2 separate regions of the Mus musculus genome follow, and region 1 is linked to region 2. Evidence: chromatin contacts called from ENCODE POLR2A ChIA-PET data. All regions are on one chromosome and are shown on one strand. Each heading gives the region's core, a stretch centred on a gene start or an enhancer-like site at or near the end of the contact. The rest is flanking DNA. Distances are from core to core; before and after follow the strand shown. Region 1 holds the start of Nub1 (negative regulator of ubiquitin-like proteins 1). Region 2 holds the start of Fastk (Fas-activated serine/threonine kinase).

What was found. ChIA-PET counts read pairs that join two places held with the same protein, here RNA polymerase II (POLR2A).
Region 1: POLR2A ChIA-PET joins it to region 2 with 12 read pairs in embryonic stem cell. The contact joins the promoter of Nub1 here to the promoter of Fastk in region 2. POLR2A ChIA-PET finds 5 or more read pairs at or near these places in 3 of 5 experiments (Patski and embryonic stem cell).

The regions. Positions count from the first base shown.
Region 1 is chr5:24,684,087-24,688,520 of GRCm38, reverse strand. It overlaps Nub1 (negative regulator of ubiquitin-like proteins 1), which reads right to left and starts at 2,706. Exons shown (of 15, transcript NM_016736.3): 1 at 2,499-2,706.
Region 2 is chr5:24,442,510-24,447,132 of GRCm38, reverse strand. It overlaps Fastk (Fas-activated serine/threonine kinase), which reads left to right and starts at 1,898. Exons shown (of 10, transcript NM_023229.2): 1 at 1,898-2,067; 2 at 2,828-3,238; 3 at 3,677-3,856; 4 at 3,990-4,129. The coding sequence starts at 1,986. Tmub1 (transmembrane and ubiquitin-like domain containing 1) reads left to right here. Exons shown (of 3, transcript NM_022418.3): 2 at 181-599; 3 at 860-1,670. The coding sequence starts at 214. The coding sequence ends at 1,211.

The DNA.
Region 1 (4,434 bases), core at 1,457-3,956, 240 kb before region 2:
TACAGTTCAACTCTGAAGGACAGTTAGCGAGGTGTGGTGATGCACACCTCTACCCCAAGCTGTTGGAGGGCAGACAGGTAGATCTCTGAGGTCCAGGCCAGCCTGTCAAAAATCAGTCAGGCAATCAATAAAAGAATTTATGTGGTGATGCATGCCTTTAATCCCAGCACTCGGGAGGCAGAGGCAGGCGGATTTCTGAGTTGAAGGCCAGCCTGGTCTACAGAGTGAGTTCCAGGACAGCCAGGTCTACACAGAGAAACACTGTCTCGGAAAAAAATAATTAATTAAAAAAATAAATAAATAAAATGAAAGAATTTACAGCACTGCACCATTTCAGTCTTTGTTGCTTTGTTTAGTTTGAGATTTGTTTGTCTTTATAACTTGTTTCTTGGTTTTGTTTTCGCTGGTACTTCTGAGAGCACAATAGCACATCTCACTAGATTGATGTTGAGGCTAAATCACTTTGCTGCTGGAAAACCCCAGGCCCAGGTTTATAAAACCACAAAATGAGCCCAGGCCAGAACTGGCATGAGACAACTGCCTACGACATGGACTCTAGCTTGTCTCACAATCCTGTGCTTCTTGTCCTCAGCACTTCCCCTTTCTTACACAGGAGGTGTGACATAGCTTCCACAGGGTGGGGGAGGCCACTGAGAGCCTGGGGCAGCTGGTAGTCAAGTGTTTCAAGGCTTGCCAAATCAAACCAAATAGGAAGCTGCTCACTCCTCATTGGTGAACATGAATTCCAGAGAATGGAAAATATGTGAATTAATAACTTAAGTTTCAGCCTTCTAAACAGAATCCACCTGATCTTCAAGCCAACTGTGGTGACTTAAGCATTATTCCATAACCATGCTTTCAAAAGGGTGCTCAGATCTGAGATCGAGAAACAGGTCATCAGGATAGCCCATGGAGTAAACATTGTGTGTATGCATGTCAGACAGGGCGAGAGGGAAAGAGAGAGACAGAGGGAGGGAGAGAGAGAGAGAATGAACATGCTGTGTGTTTTTACTCACAAGCTCACCACAAGGCACTTAGGAGCCTTACAAATACAAGTCTATTAAACCTCCAGACACAGGACTCAAATCTATAGAAAAAAAATTTTTTTTTTAATTTTTCGAGACAGGGTTTCTCTGTGTAGCCCTGGCTGTCCTGGAACTCATTCTGTAGACCAGGCTGGCCTTGAACTCGGAAATCCATCTGCCTCTGCCTCCGGAGTGCTGGGATTAAAGGCGTGTGCCAGCACGCCCAGTTTAGAAACTGAGAAAAAGATTACTGCCATCTCCTAAGGAGGTGGCAGGGATAATTTACTAGTACCCAGCTATTCAGAAGGTTGAAAACAGCCTTTCAGACTGTACCCAGTCCACTGTCTGATAAAAGAAGCCAAGGCTATCACAACCCTTCATCTGTGCTCCACACTGTTGCTAGGTCTGCATCACGTAATATTTATTTATTTATTTATTTAGGTTTTTTGAGACAGGGTTTCTCTGTATAGCCCTGGCTGTCCTGGAACTCACTTTGTAGACCAGGCTGGCCTCGAACTCGGAAATCCCCCGCCTCTGCCTTCCAAGTGCTGGGATTAAAGGCGTGCGCCACCACGCCCGACTAAGTTTTTTTGTTTTTGTTTTGTTTTTTTTAAAACCATGACAGAGTCTCACTACTCAGCTCTGTCCTGGAACTTACTATGTAGACCAGGCTGGACTTGAACTCACAGAGATCACCTGATCATCTCTGCCTCCTAAATGCTGGGGCTAAAGGTATGCCATGCCCAGATTAACATAAAGATTTAATGTTGAACAAAATTAAACCACCGGCTTGATTATAGTTTTGCTCGCCTTTAGCGAATTCCAGGACAACCAGAGCTACATAGTGAGTCACCATCTCAAAAAAATTAATTAATTAAATTAAACCACTGTATTCAAACCTATGAAAATCCAGTTACAGGTACCAGAATGACATGTGTTAGGTCAAAAGGAAGAAAATCTAACAGCCCAGTTTTCAATTTTAATTGGAGAACTGTTTCATGTGTGTTGCTGGGCGTTCCAACGCAGAAAACACGTAAATCATCAAGATCAGCGCTCTGAACCGAAAGTGAAACCTTAGGCATCAATGTTGAAAATACCACTTTCACTTGTAGATCAATCGAGATTGCATACAACCTTACGCACATTCAACACGTTCCCTCTCGGGGAAATGACATGCCATTAGGGCCTCCTATTTAAAAGCAAGGGAAGGAGGCGAGGACAAGTGTGGGTCCAGAAAGCTTGCGTTCTCACACCCCGCGTTCCGCTGTCAGCCCCGGCAGTCAGCTCATCCAAACTCAAGCTGCTGGCTGGTGTCCATCCCTTCCCCTCCGCCCCGCCGCGACCCCCTCCCGCTTCCGCCCCAGCCCGCCTCGCCGCGTCCGCCTGGCCGCTCCTGCCCACCGAGCCCACGGCCGCCCCGGCCGCGCTACCAGGCCCAGGCCCAAGGCCCGGTCGCTGCCGCAGCCGTCTCACCTGCGCCACTGCCGAGCCAGCTGCGACCTGCCGAGTGCCCGGATGCGGCAAAGGCCGCCGTTTGTTTTCATTCCGGGTGAGGCCGGCCCCGCCCCCGGCTCCGCCCCCTCGCGCTGTCCGGAAGGCCGGTCGAGGACCGGAGCTGCATGGAAGGGTGGGGCCAAGGGGCTTGAAGGGCGATCTGAAGCATCGAACGGAAGGAAGCCCTGAAAACGCGGCTGTGGGCGGGGCTAGTATTTAATGGGCGGGGCTGATATGGGGCGGGACAACAGAGTAGATGGAAATAGGGAGAGTGTAGCTAGGGCGGGGCTGACGTGTAAGGGGGAAGAGAGACAAAGTGGTTGGGGCGAGGGCCGCGCTGAGGGTCAGGCGATCTGTGGGCGGGGCTGGTAGTTTGCGGTGGAGCGGATGTGGGACCGGGCGAGGAGGAAGATGGAGGCAAGGGCCGACTGTAGGTGGAGCTGTTAGGTGGAAAGGCAAGGCTAAAACTGGTCAAAAGCGGTGGGAGGGGGTCTGCTGTGCAGGGGGAAGAGGCGTGGTGAGGAATGGAAGTGAGGCAATGCTAGTCTTCAATCACGAGGTCTTCGGACCACTCCCAGACCGAGTTTTTCAGAGTCAGAGGAAAATGAGTCTGCCTTTATTTATTCCCCAAAAGCCTTGACAGAGCAAGACCTGTTTTCCTGAACCTTTTCTCGTCTTCCCTCTACTAGGCCTAGGGGATCCCCTAGACTAAAGGATTCTCACACTACCCTCCACAATCCCACCAGGATCCCCGCTCATGGTGAAGTTAGGTACGCTACCCATGCCTCCCTCCAGCGGCTACTCCCACCATGAGTACAGTAGATAGAGACATCTGCTTTGCTCAGCGCTGTGAAAAATGCATGTGCCCTTATGTCTATGTAAGGGAACAATCCAAACGGGCATAAAAAAATGAAGACGCCGGGCAGTGGTGGCGCACGCCTTTAATTCCAGCACTTGGAAGGCAGAGGCGGGGGATTTCTGAGCTCGAGGCCAGCCTGGTCTACAGAGTGAGTTCCGGAAAGCCAGGGCTAAACAGAGAAACCCTGTCTCAAAAAGACCAAAAACCAAAAACCAAAAAAAAAAAAAAAAAAAAAGGCCTTTTTTTTTTTAAATACTATGAGAAAAGAAACAATGCTCTGGTGTTGAGCCCCATCTTGCTGCAGACTGTGAGAGGAGGCCTGAGCAAGCCTGCAGGAGCCTAAGCAACCAGGAACCCCAGCGAGGAGTTTGCCAATTGCCAGCCTGCCAGTGAAGCTAGATCCATCATTCAACACCCGCTTCCCACACACGTACTGGAGAACCCAGAGCAGGCCTGCTTAGTCAGTCCAAAAATGCCTGGCCTCACTGTGAATCAGGAACTAAACAAATTGTTATTATGATAAGGATCAGATTTGCAAGTTGTTTGTTATGCCCTCCAAACTGACAAAGCTTTCAGAACCAAACAAAAGAAAGTGACTGTAAACCCAAGAAAACTGTATCTGTAGATAACTGTTTCCACTCTAAGGAAATTGATTAGTTCCAGCACAATCACGACTATATAGAGAAACCCTGTCTCAAAAAACAAAGAAACAAAGAAACAAAAAACTGCCAGGCGTGGTGGCGCACGCCTTTAATCCCAGCACTCTAGAGGCAGAGGCAGGCCGATTTCTGAGTTCGAGGCCAGCCTGATCTACAAAGTGGGTTCCAGGAACAGAGAAACCCTGTCTCGAAAAACAAAAATAAATAAATAAATAAATTTAAAAAAATAAAAAATAAATAAAAGAAAAGAAAAAATAAAGAAAGTTGGGCTGGTGAGATGGCTCAGTGGTTAAGAGTGCCGACTGCTCTTCCAAAGGTCCTGAGTTCAAATCCCAGCAACCACATGGCAGCTCACAACCATCTGTAACGAAATCTGTTGCTCTCTTTTGGAATGTCT
Region 2 (4,623 bases), core at 649-3,148:
AGATAGCAAAGCTAGCACTTGGAATCTGGTGATGGGAAGGGACGTTACCCAAAAGCCAAGTTTGGGACTACAGGATGCTGCATCCTGGGTGCGCAAGCACACACAATAACTAGGACAGTTGAAGTTGGAATGACTTCTGACCAGGAAGTAGCCCCTCACCAGTTCTTTGCACCTCTCTAGCTCCTTAGCACCTCTGGCAGCAGCACGGGTGCCATGGCCTTGATTGAAGGCGTAGGCGATGAGGTGACTGTCCTTTTTGCGGTGCTTGCTTGCCTTCTGGTGCTGGCCCTCGCCTGGGTCTCAACACATACCACTGAGAGTACAGACCCCCAACCACAGCCGCCGGGGACCACAACACCAGCACAGCCCAGTGAAGCCATGTCAGCCTCTGACAGCATCAGAGAGGAGGCCCCAGGGGCTGAGAGTCCCAGCCTGAGACACAGAGGTCCATCTGCACAGCCAGAGCCTGACACAGGGGTCACAGCATCAACACCTCCAGACTCTCCGCAGGAACCCCTACTTCTACGGTTGAAATTTCTCAATGACTCTGAGCAGGTAGCCAGGGCCTGGCCTCAGGACACCATTGGCTCCTTAAAAAGGTAAGCTGGGAAGAGGGTAAGAACAAAATGCTAAAAATGGGGTGGGTGTCTATAGAAGGGTCACCCTATGAAGCTCTCCCTTATTTTCTGTTTGAAAAATCTGTCTCCTCACATTATACACCATTCCTGTTAATCTGTCCCCCAGAGGCCAGGATCTGGGTGGTCAGGTGTAGGGGTGGTGAAAATTGGGATTGGTCCTCTGAACAATGGGCCAGGACTGCCTGAGGCCTGCTCTCTTACCCAGGTCCCTCTCTCCTCAGGACCCAGTTTCCAGGCCAGGAACAGCAGGTTCGGCTCATCTACCAAGGTCAACTGCTAGGAGACGACACTCAGACACTAGGCAGTCTCCACCTGCCCCCCAACTGCGTTCTCCACTGCCACGTGTCCACGAGAGTCGGTCCCCCACATCCTCCCTGCCCACCGGGGTCAGAGCCCGGCCCCTCCGGGCTGGAAATCGGCAGCCTTCTGTTGCCCCTGCTGCTTCTGCTGCTGCTCCTGCTCTGGTACTGCCAGATCCAGTACCGGCCCTTCTTTCCCCTGACCGCTACCCTGGGTCTGGCCGGCTTCACCCTGCTCCTCAGTCTCCTGGCCTTTGCCATGTATCGGCCGTAGTGCCTCCACGGGCTTTTGGCAGTGTAGCCAGCCCCTCTGGACCTCATTCCCCAAGGCGCAAAGGGAGCTGCTGTCTGCCCAGGCCCACTTCACCCGCTGCCTGTCTTTTCCCACTACCCTGGAGCCCAGCTTTGCGCCGCAGAGGACTTCGGGTGTTAGCGGAGGCCGCTCCGTGTGATCTTCATAGCTCTAGGCCATCTCCTGGGGCTGCTGGACCTCAGCCTTCGCTGGCAGTGGGCTCTTCTGGATCAGGCACTTGCTGTCGCTGCCTTGGCCGCCAGGGCACCCCAATGGGCCCATCTTAGTGTGCTGACAGAGGATCTAGATACTTCTAGTTTCAAAGAGCTGCCTAGGCTGAATTGGAAACTGGTGGACTGGGAGACTGGTGAAGGGGAATCGAGAGGGGCAGAGTTGTTTTCTGGAATTTGTGCAGATTAAAGAAACTGTGACGTTTTCCTACCCAGTGTGTCTGTGTGTTGCTTGAGGGTGGGGAGCCCTTGTTCTACGAGAATGGAACCTGCCCTAGGTCCTGAGTGCTCAAGCTACCCCAGGGCTGGACAGAGGACCGCCACTCCCGGCACCTTTCAGCGCAAGCTCTGTGGCCCCGCCCCCGCGACGTGCGCATTTCCCGGAAGCGGAGGGCGGGGCTCGCGGCTCCTCTGCTCGCAGCGCCTGCTGGGAGCCACGTCTCCGCCGCCCTGGCGCTGGACTGCGATTGGCGTCTGGGGGCGATCCGGGGGCTGCTGGGAAGATGGCGGACTCGGTGGCCCGCTGATGAGGAGGCCGCGGGGGGAGCCCGGCTCCCGGGCCCCAAGACCAGCTGAGAGAGTGACCTACGCGGGGCCCGGGGAGTCATGTAGGGTGGCGCCTGAGGGGCGGACCTCGGGAGGGCGGCGGGAGCTGGTGTTAGTGGTGGTGACCACGGGCTGCTCGCCTCTTGGGGCCGGGACAGGGTGTGGGGGCCCCTCCCGCGGACAGCATCAGCTCCGCGCCTTGGCAGATAGCTCACTCGGGCTCGGCGCGCGCCCCGCGAGCTTGCGCTGTGTTCTCATTTCACTAGTGAGGAGGCTTAGGCAGAGAGGCGAAGACATTAGTTCAAGGTCACGCAGCTGGTAAGTGGGAGCGCCCAGCATGGGACCCAGCACCGGCCCGCTACTGAGCCTGCGTTCCACCCACCCCGCCGCCGCCGCCTCCTGCGGGACGGGGAGGTGGTCTTCAGGGCTCATCGCCCGGACCACCGGGGCTCCCAGGCTGGGTGCGACCACTAGCCCTGTGAATGACCTCAGGCTTAACCTCTCCGCCGCTCTGGGCCTGTTTCTCCGCCTGAGAAATGAGGTAACAGCCCTGAGACTCCTCATCAGCTTGCACGGAGCATCGAAGGCGATATGCATGTGAAATGTGAATAGAATTGCACTGAGCACACTTAAAGAATTAGGGTTTCTGTGTCAAGGAATGGGAGAAGAGGGGCAGACTGGGTAAGAATACCAGGGCAATCACACGGGATTTTTTTTTTTTTTAAACTTCAGGCCCTTTGGATGGGGAGTCAGGTAAGGACTAGATAGCATATTTTTCCCCTTGGAGGAAACCTCACCTGGTTTTCTGGGCCACCCCCTCAGGGTCTCCACCACCCAGCTCCATGCTTCGAATCCTGCTCTCTGCCCAGACTTCCCCTGCTCGGCTGTCTGGTTTGCTGCTCATCCCACCAGTACAGCCCTGTTGTTTGGGACCCAGCAAGTCCGGGGACCGGCCTTTTGGAGGAGGCCCTGTGCAAGGCCTTCAACGGCTTCTGGAACAGGCACGGAGCCCTGGGGAGCTACTGCGATGGCTGAGCCAGAACCCCACCAAGGTGCGAGCTCATCACTACCCTGTGGCACTCCGGCGTCTGGGCCAGCTCTTGGTGTCTCAGCCTAGGCCCTCTCCTGTGGAGCAGGCCACACTGCAGGACTTGAGTCAGCTCATCATCCGAAACTGCCCCTCCTTTGACGTTCACACCATCCATGTGTGTCTCCACCTTGCAGTGTTACTTGGTGAGGAGGGTATTGGAAGGTGTGGGTGTTTCGGGAAGAATAGAGGAAGAGAGAGCAGTAGAGGACCCAAGCCATTGATAAAACTCATGTTCCCATTCACCTCCCCAAGCACATTTGCTGATTGCTCTCTGTATCCATGGTGGATGTCCAAGTCAAGCAGCATCTTTCTAACTGCCGGGTACTAGGTTCTTCCTAATACAGTGCTCTAGGGAGCCACAGACGTATAGTCTGTTATACTCGGCACAAGGTGACTTTTGTATAAGGCTTTCCCCACACACTGTTGATACATCATGCTCACATGATACCAAATCACTCCACTGAAACAAGTATTTTCCCATTCAAGAAACGATGACAAGGAATTTGGGGACTCATTCACTCCACTTGGCAAGATGGCACACCCCAGCTCTCTTACCAGGATGGTCTTCATCCCTCTCTCAGGCTTTCCATCAGATGGACCACTCCTGTGTGCCCTCGAGCAGGAGCGCAGGTCCCGTCTCCCTCCAAAGCCACCCTCCCCACATCGGCCTGCCATCTATGGTGGTCAAAGGTTGGAAGTGGCCCTGAGCTGCCCCCGTTTCCTGCAGTACCCTCGTCAGCATCTGATCAGAAGCCTGGCAGGTGCCAAGGGTTAAAGGCAGAAGGGAGGCAAGGGATGAGATGAAGCCACTGGGATGAACCACCTGGGCTAGAGTGCAATCTAGCCCACAGGAGTCTTCCTTGAAGACACTGTATGACAGGCTGTTCTTCACAGAGGCAAGGCCAGAAGAACTGACTCCTCACGTAATGGTGCTTCTGGCCCAACACCTGGCCCGGCACCGCTTGCGGGAACCCCAACTTCTGGAAGCCATTGCTCATTTCCTGGTGGTTCAGGAAGCCCAGCTCAACAGCAAGGTGGGCTGGCCCCCCACCCTTCCACGTTTCTCTGAGTTGTCCTTAGCAACTTGGTCAGGCCCAGCCCCTATCCAGCTTGTTTGGCTTCTCCTGGAGCAAGCATTCCAGCTAGGCTGTGTTCCTTACCCCAGGACATCTGTCTCTTGCTCACTGGTTTTCCAACTCCCATAATCAGTAGAGTAGTATGTCTAAGGCCTTGAAACTTTCCAACGCTCCTGCATAGCTGCTTAGTTCTGCTCTAGTCCTGTGAGCCATACCCCACAGTTATGTTCCTACTATGATATGTAGCTCAAGACACTGCTTAAGCTGCAGAACTTGGGGCATGTGCTGATACGGAGGGCATTCTGCCTTGAAAGCAATTACTGACTCAACCAGGCCTCCCTGAGGTTGTACCTATCAAACATGCCAGAGAGCTTGGCATAGTGGCATGTGCCTTTAATCCTGGCACAGCGGCAGTAGCAGGAGACTCTGGGTTCGAGGCCAGCCTGGTCTGC